Linked DNA regions of Homo sapiens: region 2 is linked to region 1. A link is an interaction called in ENCODE POLR2A ChIA-PET data of the cell type or tissue named here. Cell type or tissue: PC-3. All regions are shown on one strand.

Evidence for each region. Peaks named below come from ENCODE experiments on the same cell type or tissue, not always from the same donor. Only the 100,000 strongest peaks of a DNase experiment are listed, where the experiment ranks them.
Region 2: POLR2A ChIA-PET joins it to region 1 with 5 read pairs; 2 of 35 experiments call an interaction of 5 or more read pairs at or near these places.

The regions. Positions count from the first base shown.
Region 1 is chr7:95,775,091-95,779,090 of GRCh38, reverse strand. The region is part of intron 1 of DYNC1I1 (dynein cytoplasmic 1 intermediate chain 1); the gene reads right to left. Among named protein-coding and RNA genes, the nearest start is that of DYNC1I1, 4.5 kb to the right of the region's middle. RefSeq lists an enhancer at 1,292-2,491. In PC-3, no CTCF peak of the experiment used is centred here; a DNase peak (open chromatin) is centred at 2,280; H3K27ac peaks cover 917 bases.
Region 2 is chr7:95,835,327-95,839,326 of GRCh38, reverse strand. The region is part of intron 5 of DYNC1I1 (dynein cytoplasmic 1 intermediate chain 1); the gene reads right to left. Among named protein-coding and RNA genes, the nearest start is that of DYNC1I1, 65 kb to the right of the region's middle. RefSeq lists an enhancer at 1,645-2,261. In PC-3, no CTCF peak of the experiment used is centred here; no DNase peak of the experiment used is centred here.

The sequences.
Region 1 (4,000 bases):
TCTACCCACTAGATGCCAGCCCTTTTCCCCAATTGAGATAATAAAAAATGTCTCCAGACATTGTCAAATGTCCCCTGGAGAAGACAATTGCTCCTGGCTAAGAACAACTGATCTAAAAACTTGCTGGGGTCAGGTGCAATGGCTCACACCTGTAATCCCAACACTTAGGAGGCTGAGGCAGAAGGACTGCTGGAAGCCACAAGTTCAAGACCAGCCTGGGCAACACAGCAAGACTCCATCCCTATGAAAAAAAAAATTTTTTAACCAGCTGGTGTGGTGGGACATGCCTGTAGTCCCAGTTACTTGGAAGGATGAGTTGGGAGAACTGCTTGAGCCCAGGAGTTGGAGTTGCAGTGAGTTATGATCATGCCACTGCTCTCCAGCCTAAGCAACAGAGTAAGACCCTGTTTGTAAATAAATAAATAAATAAATAAATAAAACTAAAAAGAAAAGAAAGCACTGGAATTAGCCCATCTTGTACTGAAAATCATTAAATAGAAGAAAGATAAAAGACAGCTATTCCCAGTCACCACTACTTGAGAGCAGAAAATGGGACCAGCCTCTGTGCAGCTCCTTCTGGCCCTACTCACCTCTAATTTGAGTCCCATACACAAAAGGCAATGGGCCTGACTGCCAGTAGCTGTGCCACACTGACCCATAACACACAGCACCTGTGCTAGATAAATGTGCAATCTTCAAACTGGCATTTGCATACCCCTGGCCTCCACAGTGGCTTTCTAAAGAGCCTGCAGGCAAGGGAAAAGTTAATGGCATTAATTTCCAGATCCGCAGCTTTTGCCTGTATGTTTTCCTAAAACTATCTACCGGAGAATGTGCCTGTGGTTGTAGAATTATTCGGGGCCCCTTTTTCCATCTCCATTTTCACAAAATGCCTTCTGCCATATAAGGTTAAAGACAAATATAAACTAAACAAACAAACAAAACCCCAAGAAATCCCAAATTTTACTGTGGTGCTTAACTGCAAGATATAAAAACATCCCTTTGTGAAAAGAGCTTCTTCACATACATTTTAAATTGAAGTTGGTATTTAGATTTTAATTGGATTCAAAGAATGATGTCACGGTTTTATTTTTAACTGTCAAAGTTTACAACATTCTGAAAATCACATTAATTGTGATTCTATAAATTTATGATGAAAAGCATTAGATGTAACCTTAAATGTGTGGAGGTGATGGAGCTGCAGAATTTTTAAAAAATTCTTGAGGGATTATAAAAGAGAAAAAAAAATGTTGGAAGAGCACTGAGTTAAAGCATAATGAAGCACACTGGAACGGTTACCAGGCAGGTCTGTTGATCAAGTACAATCGTCCTCTATAGTGCTTGAGATTCATTATTTTTATTATGAATACCCTCAACTCTGACCGAAATTTCTGCTTTGTGTGTTTGCCACATTGATGGCATTAGCTGTTCTGAACCCCCAAAATGAAACAGTGGGTTGTTCTATGCGATCATAGCAAGAATATAGGTAAGCGGAAAACTGTTAGCGCTTAAATAATAATTTGGAAGCAAGAACAGCTGCTAAAGAGGATTTCAAGACCAGTATGAACTGAAAACTAAAGAGCACGTAAGTCATCTGGTAAGTAGTGCCCCTCCCAGGATTTAGAAGCAAGTCAGTGTTCCGGATCATGACACAGCTGCTGTATCAGGGAAGCCTCAGAGGACAGAACAGCCTTAAAGTAAATTCATCTTTGCAGTGAATAAAGTTTTGATTTACAGTTACCCCTGCAAGATAGTTTTCAGGCTGTGTTAGGTGGGGGCTGCTGTGCATTTGGTACTCGGCAAGACACCTGGCGATGGGGGAAGCAAAAGTGTGGAGTTTCAACTCACCTTAAGTTAAAGCAGGGCTTGCTTTTCTTCTGCCACTCTGGGAGACATACAACTTGTTGTTGTTCCTTTGATAATATTTTAGGCTTTTCCTATCAGTGTGTGAACATATTTCTTGAGGGACTCTTAGTCCTGCCACAATAAAAAGCTACACTAAACAATACTTTTTTTGGTGTCCCACACAGGCAGAGAAACTATGAGCTATGGTAGGAAGAGAAGAAACAGACTTTGGAATCAGGCCCACCTGCATTTCAAATCCAGCCCTTCCACTATCTGGCTCCATATGGCCTTGACCAAGTGACTTAATCCCTCCAAGCATCTCCTTGTTTGTCAAAGAAAGAGAAAAATGTCCACCTTACAGGGATGTTGGGATGATTCAATGAACTAACACATCTATAAAGCACTGATTATGCACAGGGGAGATTCTCAATGAATGACAAGCCAAGCTAGGACTGCCTGCCACGCCTGGAGGCCTGACTCAGTTGCAGGCCTGACTCAGTGTCAGTTGATGTTTGCTATACCTGCCACCTGGACTCCTGGTGAAATGCCACAAAAATGTCCTGATAGCCAAGAACATTTTATTTTTGGCTGCCACTGGTAGGATAGCTTGGCTTTGTCTTCGATACATTTCAGCAGAGTGACCTCTGCTCCTCTCCCCTTTTTTAAACAGCATATGTAAACCAGTGATTCTTCCTGTATTTTTAGTTAGCAATATCCCCATTTTTTCCCTAGAAAACTACATTTATGCACAAATGCATGAAAATTTGCCTCAATTTTAGTGGGTTCAATGACCATCTGAAAACCATTCGTATGCCTCCCTTTTACAGTATCTATGGGTTTTTGTTTAAGAAGGTTCCTCCAACAAAGAATCAAGGATGTTTTATGAATATGTGAGCTCATGAGGATTAGCACCTAGGCAGAGGTATCTATGTTACGATGGAAACTTCACTCTGAGATTCTGGGGCCAGGCCTCACTCAGAGAGGAATCAAGGAACACAAGTCCAGGATATTGATGAAAAGTCTCTGTCAAGAGGAATAATTTTTTTCTTTTTTAAGACAGGGCCTTGCTCTGTCGCCCAGGCTGGACTGCAGTGGTGCAATCTCGTCTCACTGCAACCTCTGCCTCCTGGGCTCAAGTGATTGTCCTGTCTCAGCCTCCCGAGTAGCCTGGGATTACAGGCACGAGCCTCCAGCCTGGTCTCTAACTCCTGGCCTCAAGTGATTGGTCTGCCTTGGCTTCCCAAAGTGCTGAGATTACAGGTGTAAGCTACTGTGCCCAGTCAAGAGGAATAACTTTTACATGGACCTCGTCAAGGGTTTATACATTGCAAAGAAGAAAAATGAGAGTTGAATTAATTTGAGTTAACTCTCAAAACAAAAAAGTCAACTCTAGAAGTTCCTAGTTCCAGCACAGTTCCCAGGAGAATATATGTTCTCACATGCTCTAGGGGATGCAGAAGCCACAAAGATTTCTAGTAAAAGAGATCCCTGATTAAGGTAGCAACTATTTACACAGCATTTGAGATCCACAAAGTATAACAGCTACTTTCATTAAGGAGACAAAAACAATGCCATAATTTATTTTAAGGGGCCATGGGTCTACTTTGAGTGTGCATATATTATTCACAGTTACCAATCAACTGGCAAAAAGTGCGGCTATACTTGTGGCTTTAAGAAAATAACAATGGATCACACTGAAATTGGAGAGCAAACCTGAAAGATACAGACATACACTCGCTTTTTTGTCTCTCACACAGCACAATAGCCAAAATGGATGGGTCCTAGTTTTAGAGTCTTTGGAGAGATCTCATTTGAATCCTACCTCTGCCATTTATTAAATGATGTTGAGTATGTCATTTAACTCATTTAATTATTTGGAAAATATGGATAATAATGTCTACTTCATAGGATTAATATAAGAATTAAAATGAGATAAGAGAAGAGCTTGGTATTCAATATATGAAAATTAACCAGTGTAATTGTTTCATAGTACGGAAGAGAGAGGTTAAAACTCCTGGCCTGGAGTCAGGCCTTGATTCAAATGCTGCCTTGCTCAACTTAGTAGCTGAGCAAAAGTTACTTGACACCTTTGTGTCTTAGTTTCCTCATCTGTAAAACAGGATTACAAACAATATCTGCCTCATAAGATTTTTGT
Region 2 (4,000 bases), 60 kb before region 1:
GGGTGCAGTGGCTCACATCTGTAATCCCAGCACTTTAGGAGGCTGAGGTGGGTGGATCACCCGAGGTCAGGAGTTTGAGACTAGCCCGGCCAACATGGTGAAACTGCATCTCTACTAAAAATACAAAAATTAGCCAGGCATGGTGGCGCATGCCTATAGTCCCAGCTACTTGGGAGGCTGAGGCAGGAGAATTGCTTGAACCTGGGAGGCGGAGGTTGCAGTGAGCCAAGATCGCACCACTGCACTCCAGCCTGGGTGATAGAGCAAGACTCTGTCTCAAAAAATAAAAAGAAAAAGAGAAAGGAAACCAAAGCTACTATTCAACCTAATACTGGAAGTCTTAGCCAGATAAATTAGACAGAAAAAGAAATACATGTCATCCAAATAAGACAGAAGTAAAATGTCTCTTTTTGTAGATGACATGACCTTGTACGTAGGAAACTTTATAGACTCCACAAAAATTAATGCAAAAATTAAGTGTTTCTCTACACCAACAATGAACTATCTGAAAAAGAAATCAAGAAAGCATTTCCACTAATAATAGCATCAGAAAGAAAAAAACTTAGATTTAACCAAGGTGAAAAATCTCTACATAAAAGAACTATGAAGCATTTATGAAAAAAAATTGAAGACAAAGAAATGAAAAGACATTGTATGTTCATGGATTACACAAAACAATATTATTAAAATGTCCATACTGCCTAGAGCAGTCTACAGATTCAATAAAATCTCTACCAAAACTTAAATGATATTTTTCATAGAAATAGGAAAAAAATCTTAAAATTCATATGGAACCCCAAAAGACCTTGAATAACCAAAGCAATCTTTAGAAAGGTATTCTCAAGAGGTATCACACTGCTTGATTTCAAATTATACTACAAAACTATATTAATCAAAACAGTATGGAACTGTAACAAAAACAGGCATATAGGTCAGTGGGACAGAATGGAGATTCCAGAAATTAACTCACACATCTACAGTCAACTAATTTTCCATAATACAGACAAGAATACAAAATGGAAAAATGATAGTCTCTTCAATTCACGGTGTTGGGAATACTAAATATCCATATTTGAAAGAATGAAATTGGATCTTTATATCACACACATACATGTACACACAAAAAAAACTCAAAATGGATAAAAGATATAAATGTAAGACCTGCAACTATACAACTCCTAAAAGAAAATGTAAGAAATGAGATTTTCGACATTGGCCTTGGCAATGATTTTTTAGATATGACACCAAAAGCACAGGCAACAAAGGCAAAAGTAGACAAGCGGGACTACAGCAAGCTAAAAAGCTTCTGCACAATAAGAAAACAACCAGGACCAGGAGGAGCCAAGATGGCCGAATAGGAACAGCTCTGGTCTACAGTTCCCAGCGTGAGCGACGCAGAAGACGGGTGATTTCTGCATTTCCATCTGAGGTACCGGGTTCATCTCACTAGGGAGTGCCAGACAGTGGACGCAGGTCAGTGGGTGCGCGCACCATGCGCGAGCCGAAGCAGGGTGAGGCATTGCCTCACTGGGGAAGCACAAGGGGTCAGGGAGTTCCCTTTCCTAGTCAAAGAAAGGGGTGACGGACGGCACCTGGAAAATCGAGTCACTCCCACCCGAATACTGCGCTTTTCCGACAGGCTTAAAAAAGGGGGCACCACGAGATTATATAACGCACCTGGGTCGGAGGGTCCTACGCCCACGGAGTCTGGCTGATTGCTAGCACAGCAGTCTGAGATCAAACTGCAAGGTGGCAGCGAGGCTGGGGGAGGGGCGCCCGCCATTGCCCAGGCTTGCTTAGGTAAACAAAGCAGCCGGGAAGCTCGAACTGGGTGGAGCCCACCACAGCTCAAGGAGGCCTGCCTGCCTCTGTAGGCTCCACCTCTGGGGGCAGGGCACAGACAAACAAAAAGACAGCAGTAACCTCTGCAGACTTAAATGTCCCTGTCTGACAGCTTTGAAGAGAGCAGTGGTTCTTCCAGTACGCAGCTGGAGATCTGAGAACGGGCAGACTGCCTCCTCAAGTGGGTCCCTGACCCCTGACCCCCGAGCAGCCTAACTGGGAGGCACCCCCCAGCAGGGGCACACTGACACCTCACATGGCAGGGTACTCCAACAGACCTGCAGCTGAGGGTCCTGTCTGTTAGAAGGAAAACTAACAAACAGAAAGGACATCCACACCAAAAACCCATCTGTACATCACCATCATCAAAGACCAAAAGTAGATAAAACCACAAAGATGGGGAAAAAACAGAACAGAAAAACTGGAAACTCTAAAAAGCAGAGCGCCTCTCCTCCTCCAAAGGAATGCAGTTCCTCACCAGCAACGGAACAAAGCTGGACGGAGAACGACCTTGACGAGCTGAGAGAAGAAGGCTTCAGACGATCAAATTACTCTGAGCTACGGGAGGACATTCAAACCAAAGGCAAAGAAGTTGAAAACTTTGAAAAAAATTTAGAAGAATGTATAACTAGAATAACCAATACAGAGAAGTGCTGAAAGGAGCTGATGGAGCTGAAAACCAAGACTCAAGAACTACGTGAAGAATGCAGAAGCCTCAGGAGCCAATGCAATCAACTGGAAGAAAGGGTATCAGCAATGGAAGATGAAATGAATGAAATGAAGCAAGAAGGGAAGATTAGAGAAAAAAGAATAAAAAGAAATGAGCAAAGCCTCCAAGAAATATGGGACTATGTGAAAAGACCAAATCTACGTCTGACTGGTGTACCTGAAGGTGACGGGGAGAATGGAACCAAGTTGGAAAACACTGTGCAGGATATTATCCAGGAGAACTTCCCCAATCTAGCAAGGCAGGCCAACGTTCAGATTCAGGAAATACAAAGAACGCCACAAAGATACTCCTCGAGAAGAGCAACTCCAAGACACATAATTGTCAGATTCACCAAAGTTGAAATGAAGGAAAAAATGTTAAGGGCAGCCAGAGAGAAAGGTCGGGTTACCCTCAAAGGGAAGCCCATCAGACTAACAGCGGATCTCTCGGCAGAAACCCTACAAGACAGAAGAGAGTGGGGGCCAATATTCAACATTCTTAAAGAATTTTCAACCCAGAATTTCATATCCAGCCAAACTAAGCTTCATAAGTGAAGGAGAAATAAAATACTTTACAGACAAGCAAATGCTGAGAGATTTTGTCACCACCAGGCCTGCCCTAAAAGAGCTCCTGAAGGAAGCGCTAAACATGGAAAGGAACAATTGGTACCAGCCACTGCAAAATCATGCCAAAATGTAAAGACCATCAAGACTAGGAAGAAACTGCATCAACTAACGAGCAAAACAACCAGCTAACATCATCATGACAGGATCAAATTCACACATAAGAATATTAACTTTAAATGTAAATGGACTAAATGCTCCAATTAAAAGATACAGACTGGCAAATTGGATAAAGAGTCAAGACCCATCAGTGTGCTGTATTCAGGAAGCCCATCTCACATGCAGAGACACACATAGGCTCAAAATAAAAGGATGGAGGAAGATCTACCAAGCAAATGGAAAACAAAAAAAGGCAGGGGTTGCAATCCTAGTCTCTGATAAAACAGACTTTAAACCAACAAAGATCAAAAGAGACAAAGAAGGCCATTACATAATGGTAAAGGGATCAATTCAACAAGAAGAGCTAACTATCCTAAACATATATGCACCCAATACAGGAGCACCCAGATTCATAAAGAAAGTCCTGAGTGACCTACAAAGAGACTTAGACTCCCACACATTAATAATGGGAGACTTTAACACCCCACTGTCAACATTAGACAGATCAATGAGACAGAAAGTCAACAAGGGTACCCAGGAATTGAACTCAGCTCTGCACCAAGCAGACCTAATAGACATCTACAGAACTCTCCACCTCAAATCAACAGCATATACATTTCTTTCAGCACCACACCACACCTATTCCAAAATTGACCACATACTTGGAAGTAAAGCTCTCCTCAGCAAATGTAAAAGAACAGAAATTATAACAAACTATCTCTCAGAC